Regions from separate parts of the Mus musculus genome. Here regions 2 and 3 are each linked to region 1. A link is a loop called in an ENCODE intact Hi-C map of the cell type or tissue named here. Cell type or tissue: heart. All regions are shown on one strand.

Region 1 (8,000 bases):
AGCTGTGCGGATGTGTGTATATGCATTGTGTACATGCCTATGTGTATGTGTTCATCTGTGTGCAGGTGCCAGTGTGGGGGAGTTACATGTGTACGTGTGTGTATGTGATTGCCCAGGGTATTGCTCAACCTCTACCAAGCTATCATCTACCATGATGTATTTGAGATAGCATTTCTTCCTGGGACCTAAAACTCAACACAAAGGCAAGGTTGACTGGCTAGCAGGCCCCAGGAAACCACTTGTCTTCTCTACTGCCTCAGTGCTGGGATCCCAAGTGCACAGCACCAGGCCTGGCTCTTTTACGTGTTTGTTGAGGTTGGAACTCAGCTCATCAAGTTTGCATGGCAAGCACTTTACTGGCTGAGCCATCTCCTCTGTCCTATTTGGAAGGTTCTTGTTTGTTTGTTTGTTTGTTTGTTTGTTTGTTGAGAATGATGGTGGAGTATGTTGGTCATAAGACTGGTGGGGACCTGGGTCACCCCTCTCCATGAGTTTAACAAGTTTTTTTGTTTTTTGTTTTTTGTTTTTGTTTTGTTTTGTTTTGGTCAGGACAAAGCTCAGTAAAACGAAAACTAACCAAGAGTAGCAGGGATCCAGATTGAAAAGGGCATTGGACTGAATCGACTTGGATTGTGTAGTGCCTGACTTCTTTTTCGGTGTTAACTTCTAGAATGTTCCTCAGATAGGGCAAAGTCAAGGAGGGTGCTTTCTCTTTGCAAGAGTAGAGAAGGCCATTTTCAGCTGGTTTTAGGGAGGGAGGGAGGGACACCAGCATTCCTCTCTCAAATCACCAGAAACCTTCACTAACGTGGCTAGAAACTGAAAGTAAAATTATGATGATGGCATGCACTGAGGACTCAGAGTCACCCTGGAACCTTTGGAGAGAGAAGGTTTTCATGCTATCTCAGTGACATCAGAACGCAAGGGACCACCACGCTGCACAGGCAAAGACAACACAATGTCCAACTCCCTCGCCGCCAAGACTCTAGCATCTAAGCCATTCCTGAATGAGATCAGTTAACTACATTGGTTCTATCGTGAACCTCCAGTCCCTTATCTTTGGCAGACCTCCAAATGCCATATCTCTTCCTCTGCCCTTTACAGAGTATAATACCAGCTCTCAGGGCTGTTATGTGGCTAATTCTCATTTTCTTTTGCTGTCAGGCTCTCCCCATGTAGACCAGGTTAGCCATGAGCTCACAGAGATCCACCTGCCTCAGCCTCCGGTACTGAGACTAAAGGTGTGCCTCCTACTTTAAAACCCTGCTGTTGCTTTAAAGGTTAAATTTGAGAAGGTAAAAGAAATGGGCTTTGTAAGTAGATTCACATCGAGACTTACCTGGGAAACAACACTTGAGTAATAAGACTGGAAATTGTCTTAAAAATTTTTGCACGTTATTTGGTTACAGTTTCCATATGGCACAAAAAGAGGACTGGGGGAAAAAAAAAAGAACCCCTTCCACTCGGCGCCCCCCTCCCCCCAACCACATATTTAATCCATGCGCTTATGTCAAACTTAATTATGGGACTTCTGGCATAAAATAACAGTCCACATCCTCAGAGAGAAGAACTTAAGAAGTTAATATGTGCGACTGAGTGAAATTGCTCGACCCAATGTTTATGAGTAACTCAAGACCAGTGAAATGTGCCGATATTTTAACCATTTCAGGGCTCAACTTGTGCCAAGCGCCTGTGAAGTAAAGGCAAAAATAATTTTCTTTTCTTTCTCTCTCTCGAGCCACCGTGTATCATATTTCTGGAGACAGAGAGGGCTGGGTAAGGCCATTTTATGGGACTTTCATGAACAGGTTTGTGGAGAGGAAAAAAAAAATCCCCCAACAAAACCAACAAAGTCAGAACAATTATGGAACTTGTCACCATCCTGGGGAACAGGGGTCTGACCAAGGAGCGGCGACTTTAAACCATGTCTGTTCTGAGGAAAATTCTTCCAGTGCTCCTGACTAAGGACAATGGCTCTTGCTTTGGGCTTTTTGCTGAAAAAAAGCCACCCCTTACCCCCCACCCCGACCCCTTTTCTTCTTCAAACTTTTTCAGACATTTCTCTCCATTGATCTCCAGTCTAATGTGAATGGTTTTAAAATGTGGAGATCCACCCAACTCTAACAAGAGACTACACTTCCCACCGCTTGTCTTTAATGAAATAAACATTTGTTTAAACATCCCCCCCCCCCAAATTGTTCCTATTAAGTCTTGCTTCGGGGATTGAGGGATGGCTCAGTGGTCAAAAGCCTTTCCTGTACTTGCCAAGGACCTGATTGGTCTTCAGGGCTCATATGAGGTAGTATCTAACCACCTATCACTCCAGTTCCCAGGGATCCTTTGTCTCTGGGCTCTGGGACATACATGCTCATTCACACATAACACACATACCATTAAAAAAAAAAAGTCTTGTTTATGGCAGAGTTTCTCTATGTAGCACAGGCTGGCCTGGAACACACTATGTAGAATAGACAGAAGTCTGTCAGCCTCCTCGTGCTGGGATGGAAGGTGTGCACCACCACACCCAGTCTGTGTGGTGTTTCAGACCGAAGCCAGGGCTTCACACTGCCAGACAAGCATGCTCCCACCTGAGCTACATCCTGAGCCCCAGCTGACAGAGCTTCCCCCGGAGTTCCACTGTTTTCATTCACACCAGAAACCTCTGCGCTTCCGTTTGCCACATTCGGATCTCACTTCACCCCTTCTGAAGTGTCCAGTGTCTAACTGAGCGCCCGCTCTACAGACTTTCTTTGCCTCGACCTCTTTGACTTTGGGGGTGTCTCCAACACTTATGCTAAGAATGACAGGATGCGGTCACATCTCTCCATCTGCAGCACATTCAGTGACATACACGGCACAGCCTTTCCGAGCAGCCACCTCATTCTCCCTCTCACTCTTTTTAAAAAATGTGGTTTAAAATTATTTATTATTTTACTTATTTTTATGTGTATGGGTATTTAGCCTGTATGTATGACTGTGCACCATGTTCATGGATTGCCCAGAGAGACCAGAAGAGGGTGTTGGATCCTCTGGAGTAACAGATGGTTGTGGGCTGCCATGAGGATGCTGGGAAGCAAATCAGGGGCCTCTGTAAGAGCATCCAGTGCCCTTAACAACAGAGTCATTCCTTAACAACTCCAGCCCCTAAAAAACAAGGTTGTTTTTTTTTTTCCCATGTAGCCCAGGCTGACCCTAAATTTGTGACCCTCCTGCCTCTGCCTCCCTAGCACTGGATTACAGGCATCCATGACCACGACTGAACGTCTCCTGTTTCCACTTCCTCCTTACACTTCTAGGGTGTTTGTAACCTCTACTTAGCTAGTTAGTTAGCTAGTCAGCCTCCCCTTTTGTTATTTGGAAACACTCCCCCGAAAGCTCTCTGTCCCCTCCTTGCTGCTTCCCACTTTACTTATTTATTTTATAATTATTTTCAGAGCTGCTGTCCCCGTTCTACACACTGGACCCTGTCCCCAAGAAGGCTCAATGAAACTATGGTGTTGAAAATGGCAAGATGCCCATGAATGAAGCCAAAGCAGGGTCCGGAGAAGACATGCCAAGAAGAGACATCGGTTTCTCTAATATAGTCTAAGCATTTAGCACATGACACCGTGATAGTGTAATAACCCTGTGAATTTTGCTGGGCATTGGGGATGCAGATGTGGGAATCTTAGATTAGTCAAAATAGTCCTCAGGAGGCAAATGCTGTGCTCTGGGACTCTTCCTATATTCAAGCCCTGAACTGGGAGCATTGTGTATAATAAACATAAGCAAATCGTGCCTTCCTGTGTTGGCTTTGAGGCGATTATGAACATAGAGATCTGAAGGTTATGCCTGCTGACACTTCACGTTTCTTCCTTTTTTTTTTTAACCAGGTTTTTGTAAATTAACTTTTTTTCTTAAAAATTTATTTATTTTATTTATGAATACACTATAGCTGTCTTCAGACACACCAGAAGAGGGCGTCGGATCCCATTACAGATGGTTGTGAGCCACCATGTGGTGGCTGGGAATTGAACTCAGGTCCTCTGGGAGAGCAGTCGGTGACTCTTAACCGATGAGCAGTCTCTCCAGCCCCCCCCCCCCCCCACGACTCTTCAGGTTTCAAAGTGAAATATTTTGGTAGGGCATTCAAGTGCGTGAGCGTGGAGCAGAGAGCCACACTCTAGTCTCCCTTCAGGTCCCTGAGTGGAGCTGGGATTCACTAGGAGCTGGGAGACTCCCTTCCTCACTGAGATTTCAGTCAGGCCCTGTCAGTGCCATCTCTTAAACTGGTTTTTTTTTTTCTCTTCACTGCATTTGACAACTGGTATGTACGTGTTTGCTTCGAGGTTACTCCGGTGAGGTGAGTCTCTCCCCTGATGGCATCCTTTGACACTGTCGGCTTTAGAAAGCAGGGACTATATCTATATTGTGCAATACTCTATGGCCAACCCTAGCAGAGTGCTTGGCACACACTCAGGATCCTGCAACACTTACTGAATAACTGTTAACGTCATAATGTTAACTACAAACATGAAGTCAGCCTATCATTTATTTTTACTTTGGAGTCAGTTATATCACATTTTTTTTTTTTTTTTTTTGACGTCTCTTCCCCTCATGAGTTTCTCCTACGCAGTTTATTACTGAGGTATGTTTGAGATCCCCGTGGCTTCTGGGAAAAAGGGGACAAAAGCGACACTGGTTGCCTCCCAACGTTCTCCAGAACAGCTGGGGACGGGACCAGCGAAAACACAGAAGCACAGCCCGAAGTTGTCAGCTACCAGATGAATCTAGGAGGTGGGACGAGCCGGACATGGGAAGAGACGACCTCAGTTGTCTTCCTGTCCGCACTTCCTGTCTCCCCAGGAAGTGTCTGTCAGAGACTTTCAGGAAAAGGGAGTTGTCATGGGAATCTGGGCAGACTCTTCCCCTTTATGCTGTCCTGGGATAAGTGCCCTTATGGGCCCCGCACGGAAGAGGATCTGAGGTTTCATACACAACATGGAGAATTCAGATCCAACATCTGCAAAGGACTCCACTCTACTTCACATACACAGCAAGGACTCCAACCCAGAATACAGCGAAGCCTTTTCCCAGACTCATTAAAATTTAATCTGCTAAAGCCATTTTCTTGATAATCTGGGAACTCTCTCTTGACTTCGGCAAGTTATAAAGAGCCTCTAAAATAGAGGATGTTATATTTTTACACTGTCATTTTTATGTATTGAAACACACACACACACACACACACACACACACACACACACACACATTTATATATGCACCAAAATAGGACTTTTAAAGGAAAGACTCTAGCAAGCTACAACATAGAACAGAATCCAACCAGGGTATTGTAGGGTCAGGGACAGGCCAGTTGCGATTCCAGTTCTGTGTCTGTGTGGCCTTTATGTCTCAGACAGTGCTTGGTAGGCAGTAAGCGCTCAAACTGTGACCGAGTAAACCTGCGGTTGCTCTGGGTATCCGGTCTGAAGGCAGAGGAACTGGGAGTTTCACAGACAGCAGGGCTGTGAAGAAGCAGCTCGGCTAGGCAGGTACCTGATGCCTAAGTAGATGTGTGTTCCGTGTTTACTCATTCCTAACTGCTGGCAGTTCAGTGCCGGCTGTTGACAGGCCCCAAGGGACATGTTAAACAGCTCTTGACATTTGCATACGAATTGTCTGCTTGTACATTTTACTAACTCTCCTTTATGGGCTCCAGTTTCCTCAAATTCAGATTATAGCACCCCACATCTCGTACAAATATATCCACACTGGATGCTGGTCCTCAGGGTCTGATGGCCAGAATAAGGGGACTCCTCCATAGTCCCCTTATGGTCAGTCAGAACCTCCTTCAGACTCAGGCTGCCTAGGACTCACTGGTTCCCACCCCTCCTCCTCTGCCTGCTGGGTCCTTCAGGAAGAGTGAACTGGTCCATTGACCCCTAAGGAGCAAAAGGGCATGTCCGGGTTTTTCAGAGATCAGGGATTCTCTGAGTGACAGACACTGGCCCAAGGTTTGAACATAGGTTTTTGAGTCCTGCTGTCCTGCTGTGCAGAATAAGCCTTACCTCCTTACTTTTTGTCTGTGAGGGCTGGTTCGCAGTCTTCCTTCTCCCTGCCCTCCTCCTCCCTACCCTCCTTGAACGAGCACTGGGTCCATCCTCTTCCCATGTCTTGGAAGAGATCCGTCTCCTTTGACAGACTCAAGACTCCAGGCCGAACTTTCCCATGCCACCGTCCCTCAAAATAGCCCGTGTGTGCTGTATTTATAGCTGTGTGAGACTCTAATGGGCCAATTTGTTTGAATTTCCACTGCTTTTGTATTGAACTTACCCCTCACCCGTGGGTCCTCTCTTCAGGCCTTTATTGATGGGGTGTGTTAGGGTGGCAAGGGCCATGTTCAAGATGGTAGCTGTATAGAGCTCGGGGCTGCTTTGCATATTTACTGCTCTCTAAGGCGGTTTTTTTTTTCTTTCCTTTTTCCCTTTTTCTCTTTCTTTCTTTCTTTCTTACTTTTTTTTTTGGAGCAAGAGAGAGAGAGAAAGACACAGAGAAAGAGGTTTCTGTAAGTAGCCCGGACAATGAGAACAAGACCGGCTGTATGCCGAGCTCGGGACCCTGGCCAAAACACATATCATTAGCTTGGACCAGCTATAAGCAAGGAAATGAGAAACATATGTTGGAGGGAAAGGTTAGGAGTGAAGGACTATGGGTCAATGACAGTCGCCCTAAAACTTTTCCCTTGTTCTTCAGCTGTGGCCTGGCGGTGTCAAATGTCATTTGGACTGCCTTGATTTCTCATGGCGGGGCCTGCCCCGTACTTCTTCTCTCTCCTTTTTCTTTCTTCTGCCCTCTTTCCTCTCCCCGTTGCTTCTTCCTGGGACTTTTTTTGAGGTGTTGTTGTTGTTTAAAACACAATAGACAGAGAAGTGTGTGTGTGTGTGTGTGTGTGTGTGTGTGTGTGTGTGTGTGCCCACAATATTTTTCTCAGTTCTGGGAAAGTGACAACCTCATGTCCCCATGATGCTGTCTAGAACTCCTCGCTTGCTCTGAAGTCGCCCTGTCACTGTCTGCTTAGCATTTGGGCTCCATTGATTCTTTTTTAGGGAAAAAGTTGGGGGAGGCTTTTAGGGTCGTTCTCGATGTTTCTTTCTTAAATATAATTAGATGCGCCTCATTACCTCCGCCGAAGGACTTTTGTGCTTTCCGAGCTATGTCTCCTGAGATCTCTGACGGGCTGCAGCTTGTTGTATTCTCCTTGCATTTGATCATATTAGCAGTTTTTTTTTTCTTCCCTGCTCTCTTCCTCTTGACACATTTGTACTCTGTGTTTGCTCTCCCTCAGATATCTGGAGTTGATTTTGCTGGTTTGAAAAGCCACACCCGGGGCGTGTGTTTGGGGCCTCCATTGATGAAGAGTCTGCATCTGCAGACTCTTCACATTTTCCCTTAAAGTCCCCTCCTCCCCCTCTGGACACTTTGTTAACAAGGCTGTACTCTAGTGTGCTCCAGGGTCAAGACCTCTGGTTCTCTGTAAAACCCAGACAAACAACTATATCACATGAAACTCGGAGACAGTCCCTAGGGAACATGCTCTGGCTACCGTTCTGAAGCTAAACCACAGAGTCCCAGACAACACGCCAGGCACACAAGTACAGGTTTGGCCAAAGTCACAACATGGCTACCAATGTAGCCACCTGTGCCCAGAACGATGCAGCCCTGGAAGTGGGAGCACACGGCCGTCAGACATCTGAGTAGAGAGGGAAACCAAGAGGCCCCCATGATAGCTCCCCATGGTCTTCATTCCAGCAAGATTCGGGAATGGTGTTGGGGCGGGGGAGGGGGTGGGGGAGGACACTTAAAATAATTGAAGCATCCAGTCCTTGTTTATTTATTTTGCTTCCTTCTTTGGGCCTTCCTCTGAAAAGAAACTTTGCTCAGAGTTTCCAGGATGCAAAAATTCTTGAGAGTGCGAGCGTCTTCTAGACCTTCTGCAGGGTTGAGGACTGCCTTTGAGGCTA
Region 2 (8,000 bases), 51 kb before region 1:
TAATATATAAGCACATATGATATATAAGAATAAATTAGACAACTACTAAAAAAGAAAGGAACGAAACATCTCCCCATGAGCTGCATACGCTGCAGGTAAATTCTGTAGCATGAGATTTGTGACTTGGTTATATTATGCATAGCACATGCATAATTAATTGTACATTGGATCACGAAGTAAAATTCATTTCACATTATGGGTTGAGTCCTTAAGGTCTGAAAATTAATAGTCTGGGAAGATAGGCAAAGCATAGGAGTTTTTGCTGGAAAACAAGTTTCTAGCTTTAAAACGTATGACCAAAACAAAATTTCTGGTTTTGATTATTGCTCGGTAGAGTTGTCTAGGAACACAAAAAGATGGGGGTAGGGGGAGAGGGTAAGCCTGTTACATTTCTGAGACATGTGCATTGTGGAAGAAACTCTGAGAAAGGTAACTAACATCTCAGAGCTACCTTTAGGACAACACCAAGCTCCTCTTTCTACATTAGGCATATACAATTCATAGGTTCAAGCCCTCACCCCTGGGCTGATGGTGGTGCTGGGGGTGATTAGATGAGGATCGACCCTCGCAACTGGAATAAATACTGTTGTATCGGAGGCCCGAGAGGCTTCCATTAACCCTGCTATAAAGAAAGGCACAGGGAAGAGAGAGCCATTCCCGAGTCAGGAAGCAGGCACTCGGCAGATCCGGCATCTTCTCTCGTTTGGTCTTGTTCTTGCTGGCTTCTAGACCCATGAAATAAATGCCTAGCCCTACAAGACCCAGCCTTTCATCATCCATCCCAGATGGCCACCCTCAAACTGGCACCGAAGGGAAAGGAAAGTGACCTTGTCCCCAGAGAGTACGCCTCTCTCAAATTTGTTCGTGAAGGACAAGCCAACAGAGATGACATTTCCTGGTCTATCTTGTGTGCCAGGAATTCTACTCAGTGCCAGGAGTTTTAGTGACTCCTGTTGTCTAGGATGCAGTACACGCCATTTCCTATTTCCTTCGCAGAGTTTATTATTGTTGGTGTTGCTATCTGCAGTCTGCTTTTCTTTGTTATACTAGGGATGTCAGTGCTAGACAACCTAATTTAACCACAGGTCACTGGAACATAAGGAATTATGTCTGAATTTCAAGAAGACGGTGTTCATGGAGGATGCAGCATCCATAACCTTCTGGGTTCTTTTTGTTTGAGTGGCATAAATCTTTATGTGGTCAAGGACATTTCTATTGCAGCTAAGCATGAGTGGATGCTGAGGTGGCAGAGAGGTGGCCTGCAGGTGATGTGTGGCTTGCGGCCCAGCTCACAGATCTCCTTGCCCCGTGGCTTTCGGCCCAGCGCACAGATCTCCTTGCCCCACCTTAACAGATCCAGTGTTTCCAAATGACAGCATCCTCATTCAGCCATGAACTTTGGGGTCTACTCCAACCGTGAGTCCCAAATGATTTGAGTCAGGTAACATGTTTTATGTCAACAACCACACTCCTTTCTTTAGAGATGGGTTTTGTTTCTTGGGATGGTCATGTCGGCTAGTTTTCAGGAATCTGACTTAGATGAACAGTACAGAGGCAATCCTAACTTTTGTTTTGTTTTCTTTTGTTTTGTTTTTTTGAGACAGAGTTTCTCTGTATAGCCCTGGCTGTCCTGGAACTCACTCTGTAGACCAGGCTGGCCTGGAACTCAGAAATCTGCCTGCCTCTGCCTTCCGAGTGCTGGGATTAAAGGCGTGCACCACCACTGCCCAGCAACATAGGCAAAGAAGCACAGATCCAGCGGTCGGATTGAGATATTGGATTGAGATGTTCAAGGATTCCCAGGATAGTAAGGCCGGTCAGCACCTTTCTGAAACCTAGCGAGTTAGTTTCTGATAGTGATATGTTAAAGGCATATACTTCATCTGCTTTATACTTTGTTTTACTTAAAGCAACTTCCTTATGCCAGATGATTTCTCACAGGGCCCTGATCCTAGGATACCAAGAGGGTGAATGTGTTGCTATGGGTTTCAGTCACTGCATTAGGGACTATTCTAGAAAATTCCTTTTTGTGCTTAGTGGACACCAATGCTCCGTATATATTTACAGAATATGTGGCTTTTAATTCTTTGGGACACGTAATGGCTTTTAAGCCAGACTTTTGTTTAGCGAGTCTGATACAGTTTGGACATAAAATGTTCCTTACAGGTTCATGTTTTTGAAGACTCGGTCCCTAGCTTGTAGCACTGCTGTGGGAGGTTGTGCAACCATCTGGAACTGGGTGACGTGCTGGGGGATGGAGGTCAATGGAGGTTGTGGGTGCCATAGTTCCCTCCTGCTTCTGGTCCCAACCAAGGTCTACTTCCTGATCCTCCCACATGTGAACAGGCAGCCACAGCCTCCCACTGCCCCACAGCCTCCCACTGCCCCACAGCCTCCCACTGCCCCACAGCCTCCCACTGCCCCACAGCCTCCCACTGCCCCACAGCCTCCCACTGCCATGAACTCTGCCACCCGTGCCTTCCTGCCACACGCCAAAATAGACTCTCTCACCCTTAAGTTGCCCATTGTCAGGCAGGCATCGATCACAGCCATGGGAAAAGCGACTACCACGCTATCCCTGGCTGCTTGGCCGTCATTAGCCTTCTTTTCTGTGTCATGAAAATATTCAACTGTTTAGAATTCCAAACTCTATACTGATGAGAACAGGAAATAGTAGGGCAGGGACTCCAAAGCTGCAGTTCTGAAAATGTCCTGGGGGCCAGAAATGCTAGAAGAGAGCCCTGTTCCTGCTTGTCATCTGCTAAGCCACATCCCTGCCTGGAGGCAACGCAATGCGTACATGACTGGACACCTTGTGGTTGGGCCAACTGGACTGACCAGCTTTCCCCCCTTGTCTGTGCTTTACCCCAGTTTCTAGCATAAGCCCTTAAAAAAGCTTACAGCACCTCAATGGTTCTCTCTCTCTCTCTCTCTCTCTCTCTCTCTCTCTCTCTCTCTCTCTCCTGCCTATGGATTTATAATAAACTTCTTCCTAAAATTTACCCTCTGTGGCCAGTGAACTTAATTATTTGAACCCATGAGGTGAAAACCGGAAAGGCCGCAGTTCAGGGTGCCTTTGGTGGCCTGTGAGTTTCCAGGACACTAGGTCCTCGATCTCAGGACACTCCCGTATTTCTGCATCAATATGATGTCCCAGGCCTTTATCCCTACTGGTTCTTGTCGTCTTCCTCTACTCCTCTCCGATTCCTGATCTCCAGCTTGGTACCCAGCAGCCACGTGTGGATGCTGGGGTACTTGATCAATGAGTAATGCCGGTAAGTAACTGAATTTTTCTACTTTATTTCATTTCAATTACAAATTTTAAACCAAAGCAATATAAAATATGTTTCCGTTAAACACAACTTAATTGCTTCAATAGGGACTACATTTTACTTTAACTGTTGAAAACTTGGCATTAAAATGGAGACGGGCTGCGAGTGTAAAGTACAAGCTGGGTTTCAAAGATGGTACAATAAAAAGGATGTAAGTCATCTCATTAATAATTTTATATTAATTGCACAGTGAAATGGCAGTATCTTGGACATGTTGAGTGGAATGAAATGAACCATTAAGATGATTTTTACCTGTTTGATTTTACTTTTGTAATATTCTGGAAAAAAATATATATATATATATATCCATACTCTATTTCAATGGGGCAGCACTGGGCTAGCCCACATTGAGGTGAAAAGTCTCAACCACCCACGCTAGGCACAGTGACCACCAAATAGCCTCACAAGACAACCCACTTGAATAATTAACTGACATTCATTAATCGAAATTTATTTCCTGTGTCTGTCTCTCCCACTAAGCTATAAGGGACCTGGAACATAGTAAATATTCCATAAGTACTTGTGAAATGAGTTCATGTGCTGAACTGTGCCAGCATCCCAAGCGCCTTTAAATGTGATTTCACACACACATTGTCTTTACAATAAATGTTCTTATATTTAGATTTTTCTGGCTAGGTCTCTGAGCCACCACGTGCTGTGGCCCACCTGTGGGGCTTTACAGACAGCAACCCTATGCCACATAGGTTTTCCTAACTCCTGCTCCTTGGATGGCCACCAGATCCATGCAGAGCAAAGGGTGAGTCCCAGGGGTGGAGGAAGGAGGGAGGGGGCAGGGAGAGCAGGAAGCGGCCTTCTGGTCTCTTCCCCAGTGTGAGCCGAGATGGGCTGCCAAGCCGGCAGTGCCTTGGAAGGGTGGGAAGGAGAGAGACCGGCTGACTGTGGCGAGCCGCTGGGTGGGGTTGTAATTTATAACAAGGGAGAGGCAACTCGAGAAAAGAAAGATTCTTTTAAAAACTCTGCTGAAGTCCAGTTTAAAAAAAAAATCCACTTCCTCATGCTACATTTTAAAAATTATTTTCAGTCGGATGTTCACAGAACTATTAAAATGACAGTCTCTACCCCCACCCCACCAAAAAACCAGAGGTGGCTCCTCTAGGTTTATAAAGATAGAGAATGTGAAGTTGGGGGGTGGGGGTGGGATAGAAATCCTTCCTGAAAAAAGTGTGTACTATGGAGTAGTATTAAAAGAAAAAAAAATAAGGAAATGTGGAAGTCTTCTGCAGTTCTTTTCATCAAGAAGTGGGTCAGTTTTGGCATGAGAGAAACCTCACAAAAGCTAAGGCTTGAAAAGTGCTGGAACCTCAGGAGGACTTATTCTCTTTCACTGACTTTGGAGTCTAGCCACCACGAAGAAGTCTATGCTAGCTTGCTAGGTACCAGAGACACCTGGCCTGTGTCTGCCCCTATCAGCTGGTAGACGCATTGTGACACAGTCAGGGACCCGTAGCTTCACGCAAGACACACTGTCTGCAGAGGAACCTTCCGGCTGAGCCCAGTCCCAATCACCCGGCCACAGAATGACAGGCAAAATAAGTGATTGTTTTAAGGCCCCAACCCTAGGCACGTTTTCCATTTTAAATGTAGTACTGAGTTCTGTGGAAGGGTTATTTTCTCCCCAGACTCGGGTATCGAAACTTAACCTCCAGTCTGGAGCCTTGGGGAGGTAGTGAGATCATGAAGTCTCAGCACTGCTTGGGAGATGAGGGAAGGACTTTTCTTATGAACAAGGTCTCAGGGAGCTTGTTCACTGTGGCCATGGCCTCTATGGCCTCCATGGAGGAGACAGGAAGAGGTGGGGGAAGTGTAGGGAGGACACCAGATTGGTTGGTTCTTTGATGTTCAAATTTCTGATTCCAGGGGTTTTGAGAAAATTCCCTGCTGATCGGTTACCTAGTCTGTTTGTGTGTTTGGTTGATATTTGCAAGGCTTGGGACTGAATCTAGGGTCATATGCTTTCTAGGCAAGCACAGTTTGTGTTATTTTTTTGTTACTGTTGCTTGGAATGGATTAGCATAATAAAATAACAAACTCAAAAATCATAATCTAACTGACAGGTGTGGATGTTCACATGGAACCTTTTATAACTTAACCAGAGAAGAATTCTCTCTCTCTCTCAGCACATGTTTGTGTGTTTGTGTGCAGGCTGAAGGTCAAAGGCACAGCATGGGCCACAGAGAGGTCAACTGGCTTTGTCAGTTCTGGCTTGCCCTCCCCCCACCTTCCTCTCCCACACTTCTCTTTGTGTATATGTATGTACACACAAGTAATTTCTTCTAACATTATTTGAAAATTACAACATTATTTGGGGTACATCCATGAGTGTGCACCACAGAATATGTTTGGAGGTTAGGGGAAAACTTTTAGAGGTTGGCTCTCTTCTTGTACTATGTGGGTTCAGGGAGCAAAACTTAGGTCATCAGGCTTGTGGGGGACAAATATCTTTACCAACTCTCCTAGCCAGTGTTCTGTGAAGAGACACCATGATCAACGCAATTATTATAGAGGTTTAGGCCATTATTGTCATGGCAGGCTGAAGTAGCTGAGAGTTCTACAAATGGATCCACGGGCAGCGGGAAGAGAGAGACAGAGAATCAGGCTTGAGCTCTTGACACTTCAGAGCACAACTGTTGTCACAAGGCCACACCTTCTAATCCTTTCAGGTAGCACCACTCCCTGGTGACTAAGCAATCAAATCTATGAGCCTATGGGGCCATTCTTATTCAAACCACCACACCCACTGGGCCACCTCGCTGCCCTGGAATTTTTTAATTGAATGTTTATTCTGCTTGAGCTTTGGTAGATTTGGTATCTGGTGAGGGCATCCTACCTTTTCCATAGGCAATGCCTTCCTAGGCCATCTTATCCTCCTCCTCTCCTTCCTTCCCCCTACCCTCCCCACCTCTTCAAGATAGGATCTCACTATATATCCCTGATTAGCCTAGAACTCACTATGTAGCACAGGTTGACCTTGAACTGAGAGATCTACATTGCCTTCTTATTGTATTTTCCTGTGGCAGAAGGACCAAACTGTTCTCTACTTTGTTTGTTTGTTTTGTTTTGTTTTTTTTTTTTTTTTGTTTTAAATAAGGGCACTAATCCCATTCATGAGGGCTCCACCCTTGTAACCTAATTTGTCACAAAGCTCAGGGTTCATATAGTAGCATGCAGTGGTCACAAACGTGACTGTCAGACTCCAGTAGATGTGACCCTGGCACTTGGATGGGGAGACCTTGAGCATCTTTGGTAACGTAGTACCACTTACTTTATAGGGCTGTAATGAGAACTGTGTCAGCCAGTGTGGTGTACACAGACTTGTGTGCTTTGAGCAAAGATCACCCAGGGACCACAGAGAGAGTGCAGTTCTCTGGGTCATGTTCTCACCCAAGTGTGTGAAAACTAAGCTGAGGACATGCTACGGCCAGATGCTGTGGACAGAGTGGATGGGGCAAAGAGGCTGTTGGGCAGGAGCCCTGACCTTGTACTGAGAGATCCACCCGTGACCTAATTTCTTCTTCCTGCTTGTGCCTCAATTGGCCAAATCCAACTGGAGACCACTGGACAGAGAGGCCAGCCTCTTGTGACAAAAGGCAACGCAGAGGGTGAGGGAAAGGAGATCTGGGACAAATGGGAGGTAGTCAATCCTGTAAAGCCGGCTAGGGGGATGGCTCAGTGGGTGAGAGGGCTTGCTGCCTCAACACAGGGGTCTGAGTTTGAATCCCCAACACCTATGTAAAAAGCAAGGCACGACCGCATGCATACCTGCAACGCCAACACAGGAGAATGGAGACAGGAGGATCACTGGGACTTGCCACTGCCAACTTAGTTGAAAATCAGCAAACTCCAGGTTCAGTAAGGACCTGTCTCAAGTTCAAGAGTGGAGAGTGATAGAGGAGGACACCTGACATTCCCTGTGGCTTCTGAACATGAACATTAGCATACATACATACATACACATACACACATACATACACAAATACATATGTACACATACACACATACATACACATATACATATATACACACACACACACATATATATACATATATACACAATACATATACACACATATATGCATACACACACATACATACACACACATACCCAAACATAGACACCTCACATACAGATACATACTACATACACACACATACATATATACCACACACATATACACACAAACACACACATATATACACATACACCATACATATATACACACACATACAGACACATACCACACACATATACATATATACCACATACACATACACAAACATACACAGCACACACATACATACAGACACACACCACACACACATATAAACATACTACACAAATACCACACACACATACACACATACCACACATATACACAATGCACACATACCACACACACATGCACATACACATACCACACACACATAAAAATACACCTGCATGTATACACATGCCACACAATACATACATACATATATACATACACACACACACACACACACACACACACACACACACACCACAGCAGCACTTGTTAAAATTTAGCAGCAGTAGCAGCAGCAGCAACAGCAGCAGTAAAAACAATCTATGATTCTGGCTGTCAAGGGAAAACATATATATGTGAGTAGAGAGACAGCTCACCATCCTTG
Region 3 (8,000 bases), 100 kb before region 1:
AAAATGTAAATAGCACAAGAAGTGAACTTGTAGCCTCTTTCTTATGTTTAAAAAAAAAAGGTGTGAAGAAGTCTCCCTATTTAGGAAAAAAAAATTCTGGATATAAATCTATTTCATGTTGCAATTATAGGAAAATGTCAGCTTAGTCTTGTAAATACTTATGCTAATTTTACTTAGAGAATTCATTCTATGGAGAAGTACCCATCTTGTGTGATTCAATAATGCTTAGATGATAATCCAGCATCTATATGGATTATTTTATATACAAAATGGGGGCTGCCTAAAATCCAGAATCTAAATCCTTTATTTAGCAGGAAAGAAGGCAGAAAATTTTAGACCAACCTGTTTTTTAAGGCATTTTTACTGTGGGGAGGGAAAGTGGCATGTAGGCTAAGTACTGCATTGCTATTTTTCTGCCTCTCTCTGAAATGAATGACTATAGATAACAAAGGTATATGCATAAAACGGTACATAAATATACATTTGAATGACTTCACAAGCCTTGTCATCTATGTGTGAATATCTGTGCACACAAATAGACAAGGTGTGCACAAATGCAGGTACTGTACAGAGCTATTAGGGGGCTTTTTCTCACTGGGGGATTTATGTTTCCGGGTCTGTTTGAAGCCATTTCTTTGGAAATATAACATAGCAGTGTTGTTTTAATGAAGTAGATGGAGATGCTGAATTTGTGTATGAATCTGTTCCTCCACAGTTTTCAGAATATGGAACTGCAGCTATTATTTGGTCCAAGGGGTAAATATGCAATGGGCCAATGTCAGGAGGAAAGAGATGGGGTGCTAGTATATTTCTCTTAGAAAGAGCCAAGCTTTGGGCCCTAGGAATCCCCTCAACGGGGTGACTGGGGACACAGTAAAAAGGAGGGGGGTTGAGACTCAGTGTGGAGTCAGGGGAGGTCGAAAGGATGAGTCTCTGAAGATCTCTAGCTCAAGATGTAAGAGAAGGGTTGAAGGGTGAAGAATGTTCGGTCTCTTTTTAAATGTGTATTGTTATTCTAAGTCTATTGTATGTACGTGTCGCCGTCTTTTCATTTGCCACGACAACATATGGATTCCATAAATACAGACATGCCGAAGTGCATCTGTCTGAGTAGTTAACACGATCCAAACATCCCTCCTCACTCCGCTAACTCCGCTCCTCCTTGGGCTCCCTGGCAGTGCTTGTACCGGGGATCCTGCATCCCTTAATCTCACCCTTTTGTGAGACTACCTTGTTGTGGTCTTGGCACCGGATTCAAGGTGCAAAGCTGGGAAGGCTGACTGCTAGCAGCATTTCAGCAGTCGAGTCTCTGCCAACCGACACGGGGCCTCTGAGCTAGCGGGAAGGAAAGGGTTAAGCTGCCAGAGCCCAGGGAAGGGGCTGTGCTCATCCCTGAGCGAGGTGCAGCCACCGGCAGCTGTGATTTAGGGGTCAAGTCCGAGATCACCTTTCTCCTGCCTCTGGAAATGGCAGAAGATGGGGAAGGGGGTGGGGGGAGCTAGAAACAGGAGAGAACAGCGACTAGGCGCAAGCACGAGGCATTCCATCCACCCCCCCCCTTCCTGGTCCCAGTCCACCTCTTGACCCCACCCCCCACCCCCCAGACAAACCGACAGATCCTTTTCACTCCTAGGATTGTGGGATATTCTGAGTATCCCAAGTTTCTCTTTCAGTAGCTCTGCCCCTACTCCCTGTCTACTGGAGTTCTAAGTACCAATTCTGAAAGTTTATCCTCAGTGTGGCAGCGAATATAGAAGCCAATGTGGGTCAAAACTTCCTTCTCCTTTGCAGAAGACTGGGATGCCCCTAGCAGGAAGAAGTTTGAATATAGCCCTCTCTGCCTCACACTCAAGTCATACATACACTCCTACAGTCCTGAGTGGGTGGACGCTGTGGATGGAGTCTGTCTGTTACAGGCAGCTTCTTGCTTTGTGCCTACATTTTTGGTCAATTTTTTCCCTCCCATCTCACACAGCCCCCAGAACACTTTTCATCAAAAAATATTTTTTAAGCTTGAAAGATGACCAAAAGCCAATTTCAGATTTGTTTCTAAGTCATTTCATTAGAAAAGAGCAAAATGTCAAAGTCTTCTGTGTTGGCATATGGGTAGCATGTGGAGTCTTAGCATGCAGGTCTTGTGAATTCTGGGGAAGTGTCCATAGAGCGGACGTTAGCCAAAAATGAGCTTCCCAAATCCTACCCCAGGGCGCTGGCCAGTTAAGAAACTGAAATAGCATAGTTCTTTTGGAAAGTTACAATAATAATAATAATAATAATAATAATAATAATAATAATAATAATAATAATAAATACTTTGGTGTGTGTGTGTGTGTGTGTGTGTGTGTGTGTGTGTGTGTGTGTGTGTAAAAGACCTGGCTCAGACTGACAGAAAGACCCCAATCCCTGGAGGAGAGAAGACAAATGGAAGATACAGAGGTGAGGAGATAATGGAAGTTTAAAACAAGACGATCTCCCATGCTCTTCCCCTGGGTTTCCCTTGGAGGTGAAGGCAAATCACCCTGATCCAACCTGTGCTTTCAGGGCCAAAGGCAGCACAGCTGATCCAAAGGCAGCTGAGGTCTGCCTTTTCCAGTCTGCCCCTAACCTTGCCAGAGTCTCCAGACCTCGGAAATCAAACTAAATTGGCCGCTGGAATTTAAAAGAGGTTTCAGCCCTGGAGCAAGGAGGAGGGAACAACCCCCCCCCCCTTTAACATCCCAATTCAAAAGACACCACAACCTACTCTTGGGTGTCATCCCCAGTCCAAGAATATTCTCTCTCTCTCTCTCTCTCTCTCTCTCAAGTAAAAACCTTTAAAGAATTAGTCCCAAATTTAGAGTGCCGGGTCCTTGAAACAAGAGTTCCTAGCGATAAAACCTGCCTTTATTTTCAGTACCTAGGGTATTGTGAAAAATGCAGGTTAATTAGTCGACACCAGGGGTAGCGTTGGATTCCCCAGTTCCATCCTTTGCATCGGAAATCTGAAGTCCAATCTGGGGGTGCAGGAACAGCAAGAGTCTGTGGCTCTCGCTGGGTTATGCACCACCACCACACACTGGCTTCCCTGTTGGTGACCCGGTACCAGAAGTCTGCACCGCATCAAAAGCCGAAGGCGGGCGCGAGGAGGAGACAGAACTAACCTCATCACAACTCAACAAAGTGAACAACTACAGGACAGACACCCTTGGTTGGACAACGTGCGCTTTAGGGAGTCTCAGGAGCACATAACTTGGGGAATGATGCCTGCCGGCTACAGCCTAAAGAAAAGGAAGCCCTGAGAAGAGCGGGCGGGGGTGTGGTGGTGTGGGAGTCTAAGGAGCAGAGCTGTGAGCGTGCTCCACCAGGGCTGGCCTGGGGAGAGAATGCCCACAGTGGCACGTGCATTGTTGACAGGCAGGCATGTGCTAATGGAGGGGTAGGTGGCTGAGCAATCCCCCCCATGCTTGCATTTCTTGCAGGCATGGTTTGTTTAATGATGAGGGAATTGAATGCCTCGCACACACACACACTTTTTTCTTTTGCTGAGAAATGTAAAAAAGGAACCTATATCATATATATGTTCAGAAAAAAGTATGCATTTTTCCTTGAGAAATACCTAGTGCCATAATATTTCTGATTTAAGGGGCGAGGGAAATCTTTGAAGTGAAGGAAATCAGTGGGGGACGAACTAGCTCTTCCTGATTTTTTTTTTTTTTTTTTGTACTTCTCAAAGCCAGTAATGGGATTTAAAATGAGAGATTTCCAGTCTTCGTCCTCCCTGCCATTCCATTTCACTGTTTTTCGCCTCAGAAAACCTCCGAGGTAACCGACTACACGTCTAAGGGGGTGGATTAAAGTAAAACAAGGTTTGGGGAACACATCAACTTTTTGTTTTCTCAAATGAAGTTGGAAAAAATTTTTCTAAGGACAATTTAAGCAACAAAGGACATTGAACAGATATGCTTTCTAAAGAAAAATAAATCCGATTCGTTTGTTTCTCCTTCTTAAGACTAGAGAGAAAGGTGAATCTGATCTTGGAGCGTGCGTAAGGCACGAAATCTGGGGCCCGCCTTTGGATGGGGAAAATGGGCAGAGGCAAGGCACCCCGCGAGGTCCCTGGAGAGGTCCAGGGCGCAACAGGCTTAGAGCACCAGGGATTTGACTCCAGCTAGCCACATTCTCCTTTGGGCGGCCTTCAGGCTCGGCATAGGGCAGGGAACTGACCCCCTGTGTGCTTCGGGCGCGCCCTTAAAACCACAGCCGCTTGCCAGTTAGATTGTAGAGCTCAGTGGGTAGTAGTGACATTCGACGTCAGTTTCTCGTGGCCAGAATAGGACGCACCGATTTTTGTATCTGCCTTACTATTCCCCCCACCTGGGGGCTGGACTTTGTAAAGACCAGTCACCTCCCTAAATCCCTCCATTCTGCTCTCCCAAACCATAACCTCCAAGAATCCCGACATTTCCCCAAGATGCAGATTCCGGTTCTCCGAGCTAGTGCGCGCATCCCTAGTATCTAGCACGCCTGATATTTCGGGGCCCTTTTCTTCCCTCTGGCTTGGGATGCCGAGAGGAAGCCAGGAGGCTCTGGCTCCTGAAGACACCAATTGAACCGCTTAGGCCAGTGAATAGCCGCAGCCAAGAAACCCAAGTGCCTCTTGCAGGTGCGCGCCTGGCACGTTCCTGGGGCCCCTCGGCTGGGAGGGGAAATAGGCTAGCCCCGGCGGAGCCAGCCTGTCACCGTTCTTCTGCGGGAACCTAAAAAAACCATTACGCCCAGCCCGGGCCCCAGCTGCCCAGCTGGAAAGCAGAGGGCGCGGCCGCAGGCACACCCCCTGGCCCGGACAACGTTCAGGCCCAGCCCTTCCTCCCCATGGCTGCGATTCCCTAGCTGGGGCTGCCTGTTCTGTAGATTTTTTTTTTTTTTTCCTCCGCCTTTGCAGCCTGTCGAGCTTCCCAGACACTGCTAGGCCACCAACGTCCCACCCCCGCCCCTCTGGGAACAGAGGTGGGGCTGCCCAGGAAGAGGTCCCTGAACGCCAGCTGCAGAAGAACACTGGAGAGTCCCAAGTCCCAGGCTTCCCCTCCCAGCCTAGGTGTTTGGGAAGAAGCCGGGTTCTGTAGCCTTCGCGACCTCAGGGCCGAGCGGAGAATGGAGGACCTACTGGGGCGCACCGCAGACCCTCCTAACCAAAGGAGGTGGGAGTGGGTGTTTGGTTTAGCTGAAGGCCAACTTCAGGGGTGCCAGTGTCTTGCGTGCATCTCCCTCCCTCGCGCGTTTTGTCTGGGAGGGGGGAAATGAGAAAGAAAAGAAAGCGGTGGATTTGCGCCGACCCTCCTCCCGAAGTCTGGGAACGCTGCTGCAGGAAGAACCGCTCATAAAGACACTTTAGCCCCCGACACTTGAATGCTAAAGGTTAGACTTACAGTCTTCAGGGAAGGGCTTCCTGCCAACTAGGATAGCGGCGCACGCTGCCACAGGCCGTGGACCACACCATCCGTGGCCCCTCCAGGTGCGGTCAATGCGATAGGCTCCGGGTGTTTGTTTACTTCAGCGACCAGAACCGAGGTGCCGGCTCTTCCCTGCCCCCCAGCTCCAGGGAACCTCTTTTCCCGGCCTCCGCAGTTATTTGCCGGTAGCTGTCTGCGCCTACCTCATTTTGTTCTTGGTATCTGTCCCCTGCCCTTTGGGCTCCTACCAGGAGGCCCGAGATTCACAGCAGGACTCACCTTTGGGTGAGACCGTGCCTAGCCCTTTTCTTTTCTGTTTCCGGGCAGGCGGTGAACCCTAGCACAGGTGAAAGAAACAGGGGTCTACAGGAAGACAGGGCCTGCAAGGGAGTGCCAGGTGGGGCAGTTTTTAGGTGGGGGAAACTTATTAAATAGCCATGGAGAATCTATCCCAGAGATCCTAGGACCAGGGGCATCTCTTCCTCCCTTCCAACCCAATGATGCTGAAATTTGGAAGTTTAACCTTAGGAGCCAAGCAAGTGTCTATTTTCTCTATTCCTCCAGTCTGCTGCGTTTGCTGAGTACCTACTATGTGAAGTTCCCTTCCATCCCCTGTACCTGTAATTGTATTCATTTGCAATTGGAAAATGCTCTGAGTTCCATTTTCTATTCAAGAGGATGATTGCACTCAGAGAGGCTGTTACTCAAAGGCCACACAGCTTTAAAGTTGCTCAGCTTGTACTGGAAACCCACTTCTGTGGGGCTTTACACCAGCTGCCTCTTGTCAAAGCAAGACAAGCAAGGTGCCCGTCGTCGGTGGAAGAGGAAAGCTAGCAGTGCCATTTAAGGCAGAAAGACAAAACAAGCATTAGTTTCCCATGGTTCCAGGGCTGACATTCGAGGATAGGAGACAGTCACAGGCCGGCAAGGAAGATGCTCTCTGTGACAGAAGCCATAAGGAAATGCAGCAATGGCAACTCAGCCAGGATGTCTGCAAGGGTACAACCCTGATGCAATGCCCCAGACGGGCTAGCCTGAGCTGCTCCCACCTCAGGAGCAAAAGCTTCTACAGGGCCTTCTTGTTTTGCCTTTGCAAATTGTCTTAGTCTACTTGAAGCTGGGACAAGACCCTTACTTCTACACGTCATCAAGACGAACAGGAAAGGACAATCAGATGACCAACCAACCACTCATGAAAAAAATATTAGAAAATCCAGTAAGCTGAGAATTAGGTGACAGGAACACTCAAATGACAGGCAGGCTTCTTGGGCGCATGAGAGTGTGGGCTTTGCAGACCCTAGGGGAGAAAAGGGTGTGTGTGTGTGTATGTGTGTGTGTGTGTATGTGTATGTGTGTTGTGCAAGCTGCCAGCTCCTGCCTCATAGATTCCAACTAGGTCTTAGCCGCCCTTCTGCAAGGTTCTCCAGCGTTAGACCACCACACACTGGCCTCCCTTCACTGTGATTAGCTGGTTGGCTCTGACTGAAGGTTTCCCAAGTGTGGGTGTATGCCACTGGGCAGGACTGGCTGGCCTGGCCCACATGGAGGGCTGCTGAAAGGCTTGTTAAGGAAGCACTTCTGACTAGGCAATCCAATTACATAATGCTGCAAAAATAACTCAGGCCTAGGAGTTGTGTCAGAGTGACATATGTTGTTACCAGAGGAAGGGATCAAATATCTATCTTTTAACCCCCAAGGGGCTAAAAGTACATGCGTGCGTGTTAGTTCATCACTCCTCACTCGTGAGAGGAGCTAACGGGGTGAGGGTAGAGAAATGGCATCTACAAACATCTTGCCCCACCCCCACCCCCATTCCCCTGATGCAACTAAAGCCCACTTTCTGGTCACCTCCTAAGTCTAACAACAGACACACTGGATGCCCCAATTCATCTTGAAGTACAGTGCGTCCTGCTCCAAATGCGCCAGAGATGGTTGGAGAAATCAAATGGGGAGAGAAAAGGCAAGGGAAGAGGTCTTGTGTCTCCGGTGGGGGAGCAGTCTCTTCTTGTATCTACTTGGTAGATACACCCTGCTGCTCTTTTAGGACTACTGAGGCCTCCCTGTTTGTCTGGCACCATCCAGGTTACACTCAGGAACCCTCTCCAGCCCAGAAGACAGACACAGCTGATGGGCCTATTTCTCATGGGCCTTGGCCAAATTCCCACAAGGAGAGAAAACAAGATGTACTGTTCTGATCCAAAATTAATACGCACTGGAATGGCCTAAAAGAGAATTTCACCAGACATACAGAGAGAGGCCTTACTTCCAGGAATGTGAGCCCACACATCACAGCCAAGGTGAGAGCTGTCTGGATAAAACAACTTTTTTTCTTCTTTATTTGTTTTTTTTTTTTTTTTTTTTTTTTTTTTTGAGACAAGGTCTCTCTACATAGCCTTGGCCTCTCCCAGGCTGGCCTGGAACTCACAGAGATCCACCTGCTTCCGCATCCAGAGTGATGGGATTAAAGGCCCACTCCACCACTCCTGTCAGATCAAGTTTTCAGATGTGTCCTTTGAATTTGAACATGCCCTAAATTCTTACCATGCCTTGCTGGGGGAACCCATTTATATT

What was found. Hi-C counts contacts between places; a loop is a spot of excess contacts. Peaks named below come from ENCODE experiments on the same cell type or tissue, not always from the same donor. Only the 100,000 strongest peaks of a DNase experiment are listed, where the experiment ranks them.
Region 2: it touches region 1 in a loop (1.9-fold over the local background); 2 of 42 quality-filtered maps call a loop at or near these places.
Region 3: it touches region 1 in a loop (5-fold over the local background); 5 of 42 quality-filtered maps call a loop at or near these places.

What each region holds. Positions count from the first base shown.
Region 1 is chr8:108,592,737-108,600,736 of GRCm38, reverse strand. It overlaps a transcript of Zfhx3 not described here. Among named protein-coding and RNA genes, the nearest start is that of Lncbate1, 12 kb to the right of the region's middle. In heart, no CTCF peak of the experiment used is centred here; DNase peaks (open chromatin) are centred at 4,836, 6,046 and 7,566; H3K27ac peaks cover 695 bases.
Region 2 is chr8:108,643,907-108,651,906 of GRCm38, reverse strand. It overlaps a transcript of Zfhx3 not described here. Among named protein-coding and RNA genes, the nearest start is that of Gm42043, 46 kb to the left of the region's middle. In heart, no CTCF peak of the experiment used is centred here; a DNase peak (open chromatin) is centred at 4,166.
Region 3 is chr8:108,693,019-108,701,018 of GRCm38, reverse strand. Gm42043 (a long non-coding RNA gene) reads left to right here and starts at 7,409. Exons shown (of 3, transcript XR_879166.2): 1 at 7,409-7,726. It also overlaps a transcript of Zfhx3 not described here. In heart, no CTCF peak of the experiment used is centred here; DNase peaks (open chromatin) are centred at 3,138, 4,248, 4,778 and 6,958; H3K4me3 peaks cover 3,110 bases; H3K27ac peaks cover 836 bases; H3K27me3 peaks cover 5,245 bases.